Regions from separate parts of the Homo sapiens genome. Here region 2 is linked to region 1. The links are chromatin loops, found by intact Hi-C in ENCODE. Cell type or tissue: Caco-2. All regions are shown on one strand. Links, peaks and the distances in the headings refer to the core of each region. The heading gives the core; the rest is flanking DNA.

The links. Hi-C counts contacts between places; a loop is a spot of excess contacts. Peaks named below come from ENCODE experiments on the same cell type or tissue, not always from the same donor. Only the 100,000 strongest peaks of a DNase experiment are listed, where the experiment ranks them.
Region 2: it touches region 1 in a loop (9-fold over the local background); 12 of 110 quality-filtered maps call a loop at or near these places.

What each region holds. Positions count from the first base shown.
Region 1 is chr3:33,124,602-33,133,550 of GRCh38, reverse strand. CRTAP (cartilage associated protein) reads right to left here. Exons shown (of 7, transcript NM_006371.5): 4 at 3,484-3,612; 5 at 851-996. Among named protein-coding and RNA genes, the nearest start is that of CRTAP, 15 kb to the right of the region's middle. RefSeq lists an enhancer at 1,812-1,861. In Caco-2, for the core only: a CTCF peak has its summit at 1,746 (motif pointing left); DNase peaks (open chromatin) are centred at 940, 1,366 and 1,720.
Region 2 is chr3:32,939,667-32,949,063 of GRCh38, reverse strand. No RefSeq gene overlaps it. Among named protein-coding and RNA genes, the nearest start is that of CCR4, 7.3 kb to the left of the region's middle. RefSeq lists an enhancer at 8,759-9,261. In Caco-2, for the core only: a CTCF peak has its summit at 1,166 (motif pointing left); a DNase peak (open chromatin) is centred at 1,143.

The DNA.
Region 1 (8,949 bases), core at 303-2,802:
GGCTGGGCGCAGTGGCTCATGCCTGTAAATCCCAGCACTTTGAAAGGCTGAGGTGGGCAGATCACCTGAAGCCAGGAGTTCGAGACTAGCCCAGCGAAACCCCATCTCTACTAAAACTACAAAAATTAGTGTGATATGTTGGTGCACGCCTGTAATCCCAGCTACTCGGGAGGCTAAGGCAAGAGAATCGCTTGAACCCAGGAGGCAGAGGATGCAGTGAGCCAAGATCACGCCACTGCACTCTAGCCTGGGTGACAGAGCAAGACTCTGTCTCAAAAAAAAAAAAAAAGAGAGAGAGAAGGTGTAGGATTACGAGAGAATTTTGTTTTCCGAGAGAGAAAGAAGGTGTAGGATTATGAGAGAATTTTGTTTTCAAAGTAAAATATTTCTGTAATGTTTGAAATTTGTAGAGTTTTTACAGATTCAGAAATCAGAATGAAGCAGTAAAATGTTAAAACACACACATGCACAAAACTACAGAAAAAAATGACTTTTCCTTGATTTCCTTTTTTTTGGCGCAATCTCGGCTCACAGCAACCTCTGCCCCTGGGTTCAAGCGATTCTTCTGCCTCAGCCTCCCAAGTAGCTGGGACTACAGCCACGTGCCACCACGCCTGGCTAATTTTTGTATGTTTAGTAGAGATGGGGTTTCACCGTGTTGGCCAGGCTGGTCTCGAACTCCTGACATCATGATCCGCCCGCCTCGGCCTCCCAAAGTGCTGGGATTACAGGCATGAGTCACCGCGCCCAGCCCCTTTATTTCCAAAATAACCCTTTCTCTTAAGGCACGAGGTAGTCTCCAGAAGGCAAGAATGAAGAGAAAAGGGAAGGTGTGGTGCACCAGACTTACAGGTCTGGGCTGGAAGTGCTCATCCGAGAGGCCCCAAGTGTCCCTGTGGTACTGGTAATACACCAGGTTCTGCTGCATGACCTTGTCATTCTGATCAAAGAGCAGATAGCTGACTGCACAGGGGGCTGCATTCTTCAGGTCGTTCACTAGGGTTGGGAAGAAAAGACAAATGAAGAAATCAGCAAACCACACCCTATAATTTCTCTGCTTCTAAACAAAAAGGCCATATGAACAAGCCCCTTCTCCACAGTCCTTCTTCAGAGAGCCTGGGGCCGACTGGCAGCCCTGGGTGGGCAGGCCACAGATGGGGTCTCCACGGCAGCCTGGAGGCCAGGCTTGAAACTTAGTTCTAGTTAGGCACATGCCTATGGAGAAATGCCTATGTTCCACTTCCAGCTCTGGTGACCTGAGCTGGTCTCAGGTCCCTGGAAGCAGCTGGAAAAAGCTGGATTGTCCTGGGGCTGAGGGAGATAGGGAGGATGTGCTCAGCAAACAGGTGTCTCATCTGGGTCCTAGAGTGTCTGGATCCCATCTGGATGGGACCACAGTCTCCAGATCTAGGTTAGCTCCCCTACAGCTAAACCAGACCTGGAAAACCCAAAGGATGGTGGAGCCTCTGGGTTGGAGGGGATTTGGAAAGTCGCCTAGTTTTGCCACCTCCTGAGGTTGGAACTCCCACCTCCAGCCTCTCTGCTTGGTGTTGCCCACCTGTGACAGTACCTTCAGCATAGGGATTTTGCAGGGCTTGGGATTTGTCTTGGGAGTGCAGGATGAGGAAGAGGTGATGAGACACAAGCCCCTGGTATGTATTCTGGCACATTCCACTCTAATTTACACAACAGTACCTTTGCTAAAGCTGTGGTTGGCCGGAGAAGCCAAAGCTTGGGTATGAATAAATTGTGCCACCCAGTGGCTGTTTCCTGTAATGACTACTTTAAAGCCAGCTCTTAGGGACATTTACTCTTCAAATATAAATAATACCACCTGCCCTCAAGCAATGTAGCATGGTAGGTGGTCTAGAAAAAATTCAAAACGGGGCAGATTTTCAGGAAGCTCATTTCAGGAAGTACACTTCATTCATACTGTTGATCCCCGAAAGCAGATTTCCTGGGAAGCAGCAAGCATAGCTAGAGGCCTCAGTCCACCAGTGTTGATAAGTCTTTGCCAGTTTCTGATATGCAGGGCGATTTTCAGGGCACGTGAGGATTTCAGAGGCCCAGGGAGCTGCCAGAGCCCGCATGCATCCAGAACACTTCTAAATTCCTAGTGTTCTAGCTTTATACATTTAGAACCAAGCCATGCTCAGTGAGCTAGAAGACCTTATGGCTTTTTATATTTATATAATACATATTCTTTTTCTTTTTCTGACCTTCAGGGTGCAAGGCTTACGTGTTCTGAAGAGGATGGGAGGTGAGATAAAGAGGAACCCCCCCCCGCAAAAAAAAAACACAATTACCACAGTGGGAAAGGAGGGCTAAAGCCAAGATCACCTCTCTCACTCTTCCCAAGGCACCCTGAGACCAGCCACTCCTGAGTGTGAAGGGGCGACCCAGGGGATCTATTCTAGCCAGAAACCTGCCACCGCTAGACCCTGGCATTTCATTAGGGCAGAGGAAGTCCTACTGCCACTTTCCCTAATAATTCTTCTGTGCTTGGAACTGAACTGCCAAGGGACACACTGCTTGAACAAGTGGCACTTGGCAAAGTCAGGTACAGGGAGAGGAGGAAAAGCCGAAACACGCAGGCTCTGAAGTCTAACCCTGAACTTCCTTCTCTCCCACGTTTGCTTCCCATTGTCCACTAGAACGTTCTGATTGAGAAACTCCCATTTCAGATCAAGGGAGGACCAACTAGAATGAAACTAACAGGACGGGCGCAGTGGCTCACACCTGTAATCCCAGCACTTTGGGAGGCTGAAGTGGGTGGATCACTTGAGGTCAGGAGTTCAAGACTAGCCTGGCCAAGATAGTGAAACCACATATCTACTAAAATTACAAAAAATTAGCTAGGCGTGGTGGCACACACCTGTAATCCCAGCTACTCAGGAGGCTGAGGAAGGGGAATCACTTGAACCTGGGAGGCGGAGGTTGCAGTAAGTCAAGATCACACCACTGCACTCCAGCCTGGGCAACAGAGCAAGACTCTGTCTCAAAAAAAAAAAAAAAAAAAAAAAAAGAAAAGAAAAGAAAGAAAGAAAAAAGAAAAGAAAATAAACTCTAACAGTCTGAAAAGTAAAGCTAGTGATAAGGAGGAAGGGAAATAATGATAACAAAAACAAACACACAGTTTGCTATGTGCCAGTGTGGGAATACCCCAGACATTTCACATCTATTAACTCATTTACTCCTCAGGACAATCCTATGAGGTTAGTACTACAATCTCTATTCACAATGAGGAAACTAAAGCACAGAGAAGCTAGTAAGTGATAAGGCTGAAATCGAACCCAGGCACTGTGGTTACAGGCTCTGCCCTGAATCACTAAGCCATGCTGCCTTTTTGTGCAAAGCATAGCACCAGGGTTGTCAGTGGACCTTGATGAACTCTCAACAACCGTAGCTAAGAGTTATTACCTCTATTTTACAGTCTTAGAAGGACTAAGTGCCTCACCCAAGATGTCACAGAAGATTACTTACACTTATAATAGGCAAACTGCAAGTAATGATACATGGTAGCCACAAATTTCTCAACCGGATAGCCTCCTATAACTGGGGTGAGGTTCTCTTCACACTGTATTTTGCATTCCAGAACTTCTACATAATGATCTGAAACAAAACATATAAATTTTCAGAGCAGTGGATCCATTACTTTCTTAATATGCTACTGCCTCCTGCCCAAATGAAAAAGTTAAAAGAAAAATATTTACAGGCCGGGCGCGGTGGCTCACGCCTGTAATCCCAGCACTTCGGGAGGCTGAGGCGGGCGAATCACAAGGTCAGGAGGATCGAGACCATCCTGGTTAACACAGTGAAACCCTGTCTCACTAAAAATACAAAAAATTAGCTGGGCGTCGTGGTGGGCGCCTGTGGTCCCAGCTACTCAGGAGGCTGAGGCAGAAGAATGGCGTGAACCCGGAAGGTGGAGCTTGCAGTGAGCCGAGATCGCGCCACTGCACTCCAGCCTGGGCAACAGAGCAAGACTCCGTCTCCAAAAAAAAAAAAAAAAAAAGAAAAAGAAAAATATTTTCAACACCTACAAGGAGCTGAAAATCTTTAATATACAAAGTTGTTTCAAATCAATATGAAAAAGATGAACATCCACTATATAAATGGCCAAATGATATTAATAGAAATTATTAAAATGTCTAAAAAACATTGAGAGACACTACACCTCTTTTGTAATTAGGAAATACAATTACCCCCAAAATAATTTAAACTACCAAATTGCAAAAGTTTTACAAATTCATACTGTAGTATTAAGAAGAGAACAGTGAAACTTACACTCTCATATTCTGTTGATGGAAGCAAAACAGGAACAAACTTTTTGGAGAACAATTTGGCAAAATTTATCAAAGGTTAAAATACACATATTTTCCAACCCAGCTGTCTACTTCTAGGAAATTTTCTTTAGACACAGGCATACATAAACACTGTTTATAACAACAAACAAACAAACTTGTAAGTACCTAAATGCCAATCAATAGGATGAGGATTAATAAATTACAGTATATAAAAATAACAGAATCTACACAGCCTTTGAAAGAGAGTAAGGTGAACCTAAATATAGTCAAAGACTACAATTCCCATGCAGCTAGGTTGGGGCCATATGACTAGTCGTGGCCAATGACATGTTGAGAGTAACAATTAAGGAATGCTACTTCCAGGCCTAATCCCTAAAATCTCCCACATGATCCTTGGCTCCCTCCCTTTTCTCCCTTTATGCAGCTAGAAGCAAAAGACTCCAGAAGGGTTGCACACATTTCATAAGACTGTGGAGGAACAGGCACTTTCAAACATTGCTGGTAGGAAGTACAAAATGATACCTTAAAACACTAAAATTAATTTACAGAAACATTTACTCTTTGAACTATTATTTCCACTTTGGTTGACTCTGAAAACACGCCTCCATACTTACTACCATCACCAACAAAAAAGCCTTACATACTTACTACCACCAACAACAAAAAATTAACATCAACAATAAGGGTGCAAACAAACATCATACATATCTTGACGTGATATCCTGAGGAGGACATTTATATAGCGGTCCAGCCAAAAATACACAACCTGAATGTAACTGTGAAGACACATAATAGAAACCCAAATTGAGGAATGTTGACAAAGTAATTAGCCTATATTCTTAAAAAATATCATTGGCATAAAAAGACAAAGAAGGCCAAAGGATTGTTCCAGATTAAAGAATTCTAAAGGAAGATGACAAATAAATAGGAAGCATGATTCTGAACTGGAACCTGTACCAGGAAAAAAAAAGGTGCTAGAAAGAACATTATTGTGACAATTAACAAAAAGAGAATATGAACTACAGATTGAATACAAGCATTGTATCTAGTATATTAAGTTTCCTGAATTTAATTACTATGGATATTTAGATAATATTATTGTTCTTAGGAAATAAACTGAAGTATAATGGGGTAAAGAGTAATAATGCATGTGCAACATACTTCCAAATAGTTCTGAAATAAAAATAATTATACAGAGCTGGGTGCGGTGGCTCAAGCCTATAATCCCAGCACTTTGGGAGGGCAAGGCGGGCGGATCACTTGGGGTCAGGAGTTTGAAACCAGCCTGGCCAACACAGCAAAACGCTGTCTCTACTAAAAATACAAAACATTAGCCAGGTGTGGTGGCGCCTGCCAGTAGTCCCAGCTACTCAGGAGGCTGAGGCAGGAGAATTGCTTCAACCCGGCAGACAGAGGTTGCAGTGAGCCAAGATCGCACCACTGCACTCCAGCCTGGGCGACAGAGTGAGACTCAGTCTCAAAAATAAAATATAATAGGCCGGGTGCGGTGGCTCACGCCTGTACTCCTAGCACTTTGGGAGGCCGAGGTGGGTGGATCACCTGAGGTCAGGAGTTCGAGACCAGCCTGGCCAACGTGGTGAAACCCCGTCTCTACTAAAAATATAAAAATTAGCCAGACGTGTTGGTGCATGCCTGTAATCCCAGCTACTCGGGAGGCTGAGGCAGGAGGATTGCCTGAACCTAAGGGGCAGAGGTTGCAGTGAGCCGAGATCGCGCCGTTGCACTCCAGCCTGGGCAACAAGAGGGAAACTCCATGTCAAAAATAAATAAATAAATAAATAAAATAATAACAATAATAATTATACCCACAGCACATATGGAGAGAGCAATAAAGTAAATGTGGCACAATCAATGTTACAAATTGGTGAATCTAGGTAAGGTGTACATGAGAGTTCTTTGTATGATTCTTCCGACTTCTCTACAAGTTTGAAATTATTTAAAAATAAAAACTAAAGAAACTCTAAATATCTATATATCTATACTGTGAGAGGAAAATAAATCTCAGGACCTCAAAATCACTAAGCCAAAGGGAAAAGTCAAGCTGGGAACCATGTAGGACAAATGTGTTTCCCATCCTATTCCTAAATAAGATAGCTACAAAAATTTAAAAAAAAAAAAAAAAAGCCACAAATCTCTCTCATAATTTGCCCACAAGGAAGTTTTTGTGGACAAAGGACAGGCAGAACTCAGTCATCCCTCTGCTCACATGGAACAAATGTATATATGGTTGTTTCCTTTGCTCTGTTGTTTCACTAAGCCAGACTAAAGCATAAGTGACTATTCCTGCAAATTGCATATTCAGTGAAAGGCTAATCAGAAACTCAAAAGAATGCAACCATTTGTCTCTCACCTACCTATGACCTGGAAACCCCCTCCCACTTTGGGTTGTCCTGCCTTTCTGGACTGAAGCAATGTACATCTTACATATATTGATTGATGTCTCATGTCTCCCTAAAATGTATAAAACCAAACTGTGCCCTGAGTACCTTGGGCATATGTTGTTAGGACCTCCTGAGTCTGTGTCACAAGTACATCCTTAACTTGGCAAAATAAACTGTCTAAATTGATTGAGACTTGTCTCAGATACTCTTTGATTTACAATACATATATATCTTAGCTGTATCAAAGATAGATGGAGAGAAACCACAGACATTATGTGCCTCCTGATGAAAGAACTCAGCATCAACTATGAAGCAGTTGACTCCCACCAAAATTTAAAACCCTAAAACAAAATCAAACCGAGCCTGTTCAAGCCTCTACATCCAATTACCGATTTACAAGAAATACAGAAGACAGAGGAACATGGGGATACAGTCAGCAAAACCCAGACCATGGGAATCTCTACGGGACAAAAAATGCAGATTCTTCAATAGCAAAGGGGAAAAGATATGGCGGAAGAACCTATGGATTAAACGAGCCATAAAAGATAACCAACTTGCCACAATATGGATGAAACGAGGACATTATGCCAAGTGAAATGAGTCAGTCACAAAAAGGCAAATACTGTATGACTCCACTTACGTGATGTATCTAGAGTAGTCAAATTCACAAAGACAGAAAGTAGAAAGGTTGTTGCCAGTGGCTGGGGGGAAGGGGATATGGGGAGTTATCGCATACAGAGTTTCAATTTGGGGAAACATAAAAAGTTCTAGAGATGGATGGTGCTGATGGTTGCACAATCATGTGAATGTAGTCAATGCCACTGGAGTGTACATTGAACAATGGCTAAAATAATAAAGTTCATATTAACGTATATTTTACCACAATAAAAATTTTCAAGAGATAACCCATTGCAATGGATGGACCTTATTTGGATCCTGATTCAAACAAATGGTAAATTAAAGGCACACACATGTATTTATGACATTTCTGAAATGATTGGGACACTGTTTAGGTATTTAATGATGAGATCAAAGAATGATTGTTAAAATTCTTACAGGGGTAATAGTTTGGTGTTATGTTTAAAAAACAAAGAGTCCTTACCTTCTAAAGGTATATACTGAAATATTACAAATGAAATAATATGGCATTTGGAATCCGCTTCAAAATAACATGAGAGGAAAAGTAGGTGGGAATTAGAGGAAGCTCAAGTAGCCATGAGTTGACAATTGTGAAGTTGGGTCATGGGTACATGGTGGTTTATCTACTCTTCTCTCTGTTTTTTGTGTATGTTTGAAATTTTCCATAACAAGAAGTTTTCTTAAGGCAAAAAAAAAAAAAAAAAAAAAAAACCTACTTTGTAGAAAGAGATTAATGAATAAAAAGTGACTGAAAAAAAAAAACAAAACCGAAAACGCTGGATTCAATAACTTTAAAAGAGCTTCTCTACTGCAGGATTTCTAAGGGCCTTTAACCATTAAAGTGCACAATGATTCTTCAAGTGGGAGATGCAGTCAGTGCTCAGCCCATTCCCAGACTTATTTACAAGTACATAGACATGATACCTTTATCCAAGGTACAGTCCAGATTTTACTTATCTAGTGCTTTCAGGAAGGCACAGTTCTAGGATCAGTGTTCTCAAACCACTTTGGGAAAGAGCTTCCCTTAGCCATTTCCCAGTTTCTGGAGTGATGCTGCCCAGTAAAGCACTTGGGAAATGTCTAGGCACTATAGAGAAATCTGGGCTACCTATGTGTAGAGTTTTACATTTTCTTCCTTTCTTCATTTTTCCTTTCTGTGTTTTCCAAACTTCCTATAATGAGCACACATTGTTTTATAATCAGAAAAGAAAATTTCAAAAAGCTACCTTAGTGATGGCCACTTAAAGGTTCATTCTACCTTTATATGTGTTGGAAAATTGCCATCATCAAAGTTATCTCAGTAATGTGAGTCACTGAGGTGCTCCTGGGCCCATTTTTATTTTTCAAAATGACTGTAGGAAATCTGTAAGCAAGTAGGGCAGACACAGAATTCTACCTTGGCAGGCCTGTGCTTGAACCTTCTCTCAGTGATTTCACTAGAAGCCCCTGCCAAGTCAAAGGTTTATCTATGCAGGTGGTGACTACCCTCAGTTACCCGTTAATAAGTATGCTCAAAAATTCCTCAGAGGCTGCTCCAGGCATCTAGCAGGCATGCAGGCAGAAACCAGACATCTAAGGAAGACTATTCCATGGGAGTAGTG
Region 2 (9,397 bases), core at 1-2,500, 180 kb after region 1:
AGACATGCATCCTGGTCCCATGAGTGAGGCAGAGTGTGAGCTCTAGTGGCCCCATTGGTCGAGAGGACTTGCTTTGAGTCTGAGTTTGGATCTCAGTATCACCACTTACTAGCTGTGTAAACCTAAATTTTCTTATCTGTAAAAAGGGATGATAATACTTGAGGACTGTGAGGGAACTAAATGAGCTAATATTTGTAAAGCACTTAGCATAGTGGCTGGTATATACAGGTGTTCAACAACGCAGCAGCAGTGATTAGAAATGAGTAGGATAAATACTATACACAGGAATAGCTTCCTCTCTTGAAATAGCCTAGCCCAGAGCATGCCCTTGGCCATTGCTGGGATCCCAGGAAATATTTGGATTTAGACTTTTTGGGCCACATTCAATTTCCAAGTCAGGGTTCAGGTAAAAAACAGGTTTCAGGTTTCCAAGTTGCAGAGGTTACTGCCCTGGGGACAGTCAGTCTTCAGGTTGGCAAAGTAACAACATTACTGTCCTGGAGAAACACTAAGTAGGTGTCCCTTCAGTAAGGGTTTCAAAATTAAACATCCAAAAAAAAGGACCTCAGCCCCCAAAAAAGAGTCTTTTTCTCCCCCCAAGACGGAGTTTCGCTTTTGTTGCCCAGCCTGGAGTGCAGTGGCACAACCTTGCCTCACTGCAACATCCACCTCCCCAGTTCAAGGGATTCTCCTGCCTCAGCCTCCCAAGTAGCTGGGATTACAGGCGCCTGCCACCACACCTGGCTAATTTTTTTGTATTTTTAGTAGAGATGGGGTTTCACCATTTTGTTCAGGCGGGTCTCGAACTCCTGACCTCAGATGTCCACCCGCCTCGGCCTCCCAAAGTGCTGAGGTTACAGGCATGAGTCACCACTCCCAGCCAGAATCATTGTTTTATTAATGCCCATTTCATAGATGGAGAAGTAGGAACCCAGAGACGGGAGGTGGTATGCTCAAGGCAACCCAGCCAGTGAGGAACACTGTCAGGGCTACACTCACACTCCTGACATTTACATGGACACATGTTCCATTAGGCTTCGTTTCTGAAACCTAAGCAGAAAGGAGCAGGCCAACAAAAGACTCTGCAAAGCCTACCCCAAACCATGTTGGTACACAGTACAGCGCATGCTTCCAACACGAAGGAAAGCTGGAACATGAGACTACAGCGCCCCCTGGTGCATCAAGCCTTATTTCAAGGTCAAAGTCATCAAGGTACATTGCCCAGGCTCTGGCACCATACCAACCCACAGGGACCAGCATATCTGAAATTGTGCCTTCAAGAGGAGCACCACAGGACTCAGCTGCAGAGCTACGGTGATTAGGCCTTCAAACCTGTTATTTACAGCTCAAAATGAGAAGCCTGCCAGGCAGGGCCACACCAGGAGTAACAGGGACAAGGTAACAATGAGCCGGAGCTGTAGGGGCAGTTAATGTATGGCAAGCATGTGAGGTTACTTAGCAGTTTATGTGTGGCAAGCATGTGAGGTTACTTAGGTTTCAAGGGCTTTCTGCCCATTGGCTATTTTGAATAATTTTGTGTGTTCAGAGCAAAGGGGCTGTCCCTAGTGCCTGGTACCTGGCCTCAGGGCAATTAGGGCTAATGCATAGTGGCCCCTGAGTATGAGGGTCTGATAAGAGAAGTGATTGGGGTGTGAACTTAGCTGTTCAAAAAGGGGAACTGACTGGCCTTTAGCCAGCGCCTTAAAACTGGTTCAAGACAGCATTTAAAAACCAACAACAACTATATTACAGAGGAGGTCCGAATAAACAGACAAAACTTTGGTAAGGAAATAGAAGACTGCAAACAACTAAATTACTAGTTAATTTTTTAAAAGATAACTAAAAATTCCTACACATTTGGAAATTAGACAACACATTTTCATGTGACCTGAATGTCAAAGAAGATACAACAATGGAAAACAGAAAACACATATAAGTGAATAAAAATAAAATATCACTCATCAATGTTGTGGTGGGTAGCTAAATTGGGCCATAGAAAAATTAAGACTTTAAATGGTTTTTTTGGTTTGTTTGCTTGCTTGCTTTGAGACGGAGTCTTGCTCTGTCACCCAGGCTAGAGTGCAGTGGCACCATCTCGGCTCACTGCAACCTCCACCTCCTGGGTTCAAGTGATTCTCCTGTCTCAGCCTCCAGAGTAGCTGGGACTACAGGCCAGCAACACCATGCCCTGCTAATTTTTGTATTTTTAGTAGACACAGGGTTTCAACATGTTGGTCAGGCTGGTCTCAAACTCCTGACCTCAAGTGATCCACTCCCCTCGGCCTCCCAAAATGCTGGGATTACAGGCGTGAGCCACCATGCCTGGCCTTAAATGTTTATAATTAAGAGAATGTTTAAATGTTTATGTTTAAGAGAAGAAAGACTAAAAATTAATGACTTGTTTAACTAGAAAAAGAATCAGTAATTTTCTAGAAAATTTCCAAAGAAAAAAATAATAAATAAGTTTAAAAAAAAAAGAAAGAAAGAAAAGGAAGCAGTAGGAAAAAGAAGAGCAGAATAAATTCAAAGGAGGTGTAAGGAAGAAAACAATAAATGTAAGAGCAGCTGGGCGTGGTGGCTCATACTGTAATTCCAGCTACTCAGGAGACTGAGGCATGGGAGGATCGCTTGAGGCCAAGAGTTCCGGGGTAACATAGCGAGATTCCATCTCTTAAAAAAAAAGAAAAAAAAAGAAAAGAAAACAGTCCGGGCACAGTGGCTCACGCCTGTAATCCCAGCACTTTGGGAGTCTGAGGCAGGCAGATCACCTGAGGTCGGGAGTTTGAGACCAGCCTGACCAACATAGAGAAACCCCGTCTCTACTAAAAATACAAAATTAGCCAGGCATGGTGGCGCATGCCTGTAATCTCAGCCACTCAGGAGGCTGAGGGAGGAGAATCACTTTAAGCCAGGAGGCAGAGGTTGCGGTGAGCCAAGATCACGCCATTGCACTCCAGCCTGGGCAACAAGAGCGAAACTCCATCTCAAAAAATAAAAAGAAAAGAAAAGAAAATGAAAAAAAAAATGACACATATAAGAACAGAAATCAAAAGTAAAATAAGCCCACTAAAGTATTTGGAAACACTAATGTAATTGGCATACCTCTAGGAAGATAGGCAAAGAAGCAGAAGAGAGAAAAAAGGAAACTTAAAACTGCAAATACAGACTAGCGATTAGAAACAAAAACTAGGCCGGGCGCGGTGGCTCACGCCTGTAATCCCACCACTTTGGGAAGCCAAGGCTGCTGGATCACCTGAGGTCAGGAGTTCAAAGCAAGCCTGACCCACATGGCGAAACCCCGTCTCTACTAAAAATACAAAACTTAGCTGCGCATGGTCGCAGGCACCTGTAATCCCAGCTACTCAAGAGGCTGAGGCAAGAGAATCGCTTGAACCTGGGAGGCGGAGGTTGCAGTGAGCGGAGATCTTGCCACTGCACTCCATCCTGGGTGACAAAGTGAGACCCTGGGTCAGAAAAAAAAAAAAAAGAAAAGAAAAGAAAAGGAAAGAAACCACTTATCAGTAGTTTAAATGCATTGCACAAAATCAAACTAACAGAAGATGATTTTACAGGCAAATTCCATCAAACATTCAAGGTACATATAGTAATCCTCCCTTATCCTTGGGAGATACGTTCCAAGACCCCTAGTGGGCACCTGAAACCACAGATAGTGCCAAACCCTATGTATAGTACTATATTTTTTCATCAGGTAACTCAGATGACTACTCCATGATTAATGGGCAGGTAACATATGCAGTATGGATATGCCGGACAAAGGGATGATTCACATCTCCTGTGGGATGACTAAGATTCCAACATGCTACTCAGAATGGCATGCTACTTAAAACTTAAAGAATTGTTTATTTCTGGAATTTTCTTTTCTTTTCTTTTTTTTTGAGACAGAGTCTTGCTCTGTTACCCAGGCGGGAGTGCAATGGCACGATCTCGGCTCAGTGAAACCTCTGCCTCCCGGGTTCAAGGGATTCTCCTGCCTCAGCCTCCTTAGTAACTGGGATTACAGGCGCCCGCCACCATGCCCAGTTAATTTTTGTATTTTTTAGTAGAGACGGGGTCTCACCATGTTGCTCAGGCTGGTCTCAAACTCCTGACCTCAGGTGATCCGCCCGCCTTGGCCTCCCAAAGTGCTGAGATAACAGGCGTGAGCCATGCACCCCGCCTGGAATTTTCAATTTAATATTTTTGGACCATAGTTGACCTCATCTACCTGAAACTGAGGAAAGCAATAAGGGGGAATTTCTGTAAAATTCTGATCTCATGCATATTTTTCCCCCAGAAATACAAAAAATAACACACTAAACTCTGATTGCCGGGCGCGGTGGCTTGAGCCTGTAATCCCAGCACTTTGGGAGGCTGAGGCGGGCAGATCACTTGAGGTCAGGAGTTTGAGACCAGCCTGGCCAACATGGCAAAAACCCCATCTCTACTGAAAATACAAAAATTACCTGGATGTGGTGGCACACACCTGTAATTCCAGGTAATTGAGAGGCTGAGGCACAAGAATTGCTTGAACCCAAGAGGCGGAGGTTGCAGTGAGCCAAGATCATGCTAATGCACCCCAGTCTGGGTGACAGAGCGAGACTCTGCGACTCTGCCTCCAAATAAATAAATAAAAATAAACTCATTTGATAGAGTTAATATAACGTTGATAACAAAACCAAAGAAAAAATTACTGAATTTCACTTGAATATATTAATGCAAATTTCCTACACAAAATATTAACACACCAAATTCACTATAGTTGAAAAAATACATAATGATAAACTTCATTTCAGAAATGCAAAGTTAATATTAGTGAATCTATTAATACAAATCACCATATTAGCAGAGTAAGAGAGAAAAGCCCTATGTCTCAGAAAAAGCATTGAATAAGAAAAACAAAACCTGTCATTTGTGACAACATAGGTGAACCTGGAGGACATATTATGTTAAGTGAAATAAGCCAGGCACAGAAATCCCACATGATCTTATTTATATGTGAAATCTGAAAAAGAAGAACTTACAGAAGCAGAGAGTAGAATGATAGCAGGGATTGGGGGTGCTGGGTTAGATAGATGTGGGTCAAAAGATACAAAATTTCAGTTAGACCAGCAGGCAGAAATTCAAGAGATCTATTGTACAACATGGTGATTATAGTTAATAACCATATATTATATACTTGAAAATTAAGAGAGTACATTTAAGTGTTCTCACCAAAGAATATATATATATAATATATATATATGAGGTAATGTGTATGTTAATTAGCTTGCTTTAGCCATTCCACAATGTATATATATTTCAAAGCATCATATTGTACACCATATATATAATTGTCAATTAAAAAAAAAAAACAACGGCCAGGCACAGTCGCTCACACCTGTAATCTCAGCACTTGTGGCAGGCAGATCACTTGAGCCCAGGAGTTCAAGACCAGCCTGGGCAACATGGTGAAACCCCATCTCTCAAAAAAAAAAAAAATTACAAAAATTAGCCAGAAGTAGTGTTGCGCACCTGTAGTCCCAGCTAGTTGGTAGGCTGAGGCAGGAGGGTCGCTTGAGTATGGGAAGTCAAGGCTGCAGTGAGCCATGTTTGTGTCACTGCACTCCAGCGTGGGTGACAGCAAGACGCTGTCTTAAAAATATGAATAAATAAAAATATTCATGATTTTGAGGGGGAAAAAGAAGCAAATCCTTAGCTCATTAAAAGAAGGGAAATTTTTTTTTTTAATGGAGTTTCGCTCTTGTTGCCCAGGCTGGAGTGCAATGGCGTGCTCTCGGCTCACCGCAACCTCCGCCTCCTGAGTTAAAGTGATTCTCCTGCCTCAGCCTCCCAGTTGCATTTTATACACTAACAATGAACAATCTGAAAAGGGAATTTTTTAAAATTCCATTTACAATGGCATCAAAAGAATAAAATACTTAGAAATAAACTTAACCAAGGAGGTAAAAGACATATACACTGAAAACTACAAAACTTTGTTGAAAGAAATTAAAGACCAGACAAATAAATGGAAAGACATCCTGTGTTCACGTATTAGAAGACTTAATATTGTTAAGAAGTCAATACTATCCAAAGCAATCTACAGATTAAATGCCATATCTATGAAAATCTCAATGGCTTTTTTTTTTTTTTTTGCAGAAATACAAAAATCCATCCTAAAATTCCATATGAAATCTCAAGGGACCCTGTATAGCCAAAACAATTTTGGAAAAGAACAAAGTTAAACACTTCCCTGTTTCAAAACTTACTACAGCCGGGCATGGTGACTCACGCCTGTAATCCCAGCACTTTGGGAGGCTAAGGTGGGTGGATCACCTGAAGTTAGGAGATCGAGACCAGCCTGGCCAACATGGCGAAACCCTGTCTCTACTAAAAAATACAAAAATTAGCTGGGTGTGGTGGCAGGCGCCTGTAATCTCAGCTATTCAGGAGGCTGAGGCGGGAGAATCACTTGAACCCGGGAGGCAGAGGTTGCAGTGAGCCGAGATTGTGCCATTGCACTCCAGCCTGGGAGACAGAACAACACTCTGTCTCAAAAAAAAAAAAAAAACAACTTATTACAAAGCCACAGTAAGCAAAACAATGTGGTGCTGGCACAAAGACAGACACATAGACCAATGGAATAGAAGAGAGAGCCCAGAAATAAACCTTCATATGTATGGTTAAATTAATTTTTTTCTGCATTGCCTTTACTCTGTCACATACCCATTGTATAATAATGGTGTCCCTTAGCACATTCTCTGGGAGACATGGTCAAATTATTTTTGAGAAAGTTGCCAGACAGACCATTCAATAGAGAAAGCATATCTTTTCAATAAATGATGCTAGGAAAACTGTACACTCACATGCAAAAGAATAAAATTAGACCTTAACCTTACATCATATATAAAAATTAACTCGAAATGGGTCAAAGACCTAAATGTAATAGCTAAAACTATAAAATTCTTAGAGGGAAATATAGAGGAAAAACTTCATGACAATGGATTTGGCAGTGATTTCTTGTACCAAAAGTACAGCTAATAAAAGTAAAAATAGGTTAATTGGACTACATCAAAATTTAAAACTTCTATGCATCAAAGGGCACCATCAAAAGAGTGAAGGTGGGGAACAATGGCTCACACCTGTAATCCCAGCACTTTGGGAGGCTGAGGCAGGCAGATCATTTGAGGTCAGGAGTTCAAGACCAGCACGGCCAACGTGGTAAAACCCCGTCTCTATTAAAAATAAAAAAAATTGAGCTGGTGTGGTTGTGCACACCTGTAATCCTAGCTACTTGGGAGGCTGAGGTGGGAGGATCACTTGAACTGAAGAAGTGGAGGTTGCAGTGAGCTAAGACTGTGCCACTGCACTCCAGCCTGGGTGACAGACACTGCCTTTAAAAAAAAAAAAAAAAAAAAGGCCAGGCGTGGTAGCTCATGCCTGTAATCCCAGCACTTTGGGAGGCCAAGGCAGTCAGATCACAAGGTCAAGAGATCGAGACGATCCTGGCTAACACAGTGAAACCCGGTCTCTACCAAAGATACAAAAAATTAGCCAGGCGTGGTGGCAGGCGCCTGTAGTCCCAGCTACGCGGCAGGCTGAGGCAGAAAAATGGTGTGAATCCGGGAGGCGGAGCTTGCAGTGAGCCAAGATCACACCACTGCACTGCAGCCTAGGCAACAGAGCAAGACTCCATCTCAAAAAAAAAAAAAAAAAAAAAAAAAAATGAAAAGACAACACAACCCACAGAATGGGAGAAAATATTTGCCAATTATATATCAAACATATATCAAACAAGGGGTTAATATTCAAAAGAACTTCAACTTAAAAAAAAAAACAACAAAAACAACCTGATTGGTATTGGTGGTTGTTGGCACAGAAAATATATTCTAAAGGATTGCATCCTTGGGTGATCAGACATTTTGGTATTGTATCTGGAATTAGTGGGTTCTTGGTCTCACCGACTTCAAGAATGAAATCTCGGACCCTCGCGGTGACTGTTAAACTCTTAAGGTGGCGCGCCTGGAGTTTGTCCTTTCTTATGTTCAGATGTGCTCAGGGTCTCAGATGTGGTCGGGGTCTCGCTGGCTCAGGAGTGAAGCTGCAGACTTTCTTCGTTAAGTGTTACAGCTCTTAAACCAGTGCGTCTGGAGTTGTTCGTTCCTCTCAGTGGGCTCGTGGTCTCGCTGGGCTGAGGAGTGAAGCTGCAAATTGTCACAGTGAGTGTTACAGCTCATAAAAGCAGTTAACCCAAAGAGCGAACAGTAGCAGGATTTGTTGTAAAGAGCAAAAGAACAAAGCTTCCACACTGTGGAAAGGGACCCCAGCGGGTTGCCAATGCTGGTCCGGCAGCCTGCTTTTATTCTCTTATCTGGCCCCACCCACATCCTGCTGATTGGTAGAGCCCAGTGGCCTGTTTTGTCAGGGCGCTGATTGGTGCGTTTACAATCCCTGAGCTAGATACAAACGTTCTCCACGTCCCCATCAGATTAGTTAGATACAGAATTTGGACACACAGGTTCTCCAAGGCCCCACCAGAGCAGCTAGATACAGAGTGTCGATTGGTGCATTCACAAACCTTGAGCTAAACACAGGGTGCTGATTGGTGTGTTTACAAACCTTGAGCTGGATACACAGTGCCGATTGGTGTATTTACAATCCCTGAGCTAGACATAAAGGTTCTCCACCTCCCCACCAGAGCAGCCAGATACAGAGTGTCGATTGGTGCACTCACAAACCTTGAGCTAAACACAGGGTGCTGATTGGTGTATTTACAATCCCTGAGCTAGACATAAAGGTTCTCCACGTCCCCACCAGGGCAGCTAGATACAGAGTGTCCATTGGTGCATTCACAAACCTTGAGCTAAACACAGGGTGCTGATTGGTGTGCTTACAATCCCTGAGCTAGATATAAAGACTCCACATCCCTACCAGACTCAGGAGCCCAGCTGTCTTCACCCAGTGGATCCCGCACTGGGGCTGCAGGTGGAGCTGTCTGCCAGTCCCGCGCCATGCGCTCGCACTCCTCACCCTTTGGGCGGTCGATGGGACTGGGCGCCCTGGAGCAGGGGGCGGCATTCGTCGGGGAGGCTCAGGCTGCACAGGAACCCACGGAGGCGGGGGAAGGCTCAGGCATGGTGGGCTGCAGTCCCGAGGCCTGCCCCGTGGGAAGGCAGCTAAGGCCCAGCGAGAAATTGAGCGCAGCGCCTGTGGGCTGGCACTGCTGGGGGACCCAGTACACCCTCCGCAGCCGCTGGCCCGGGTGCTAAGCCCCTCACTGCCCGGGGCCGACAGGGCTGGCGGGCTTCTCCAAGTGCGGGGTCAGCCAAGCCCACGCCCACCCAGAACTCCAGCTGGCCCGCAAGCGCTGCTCGCAGCCCTGGTTCCTGCTCGCGCCTCTCCCTCCACACCTCCTTGC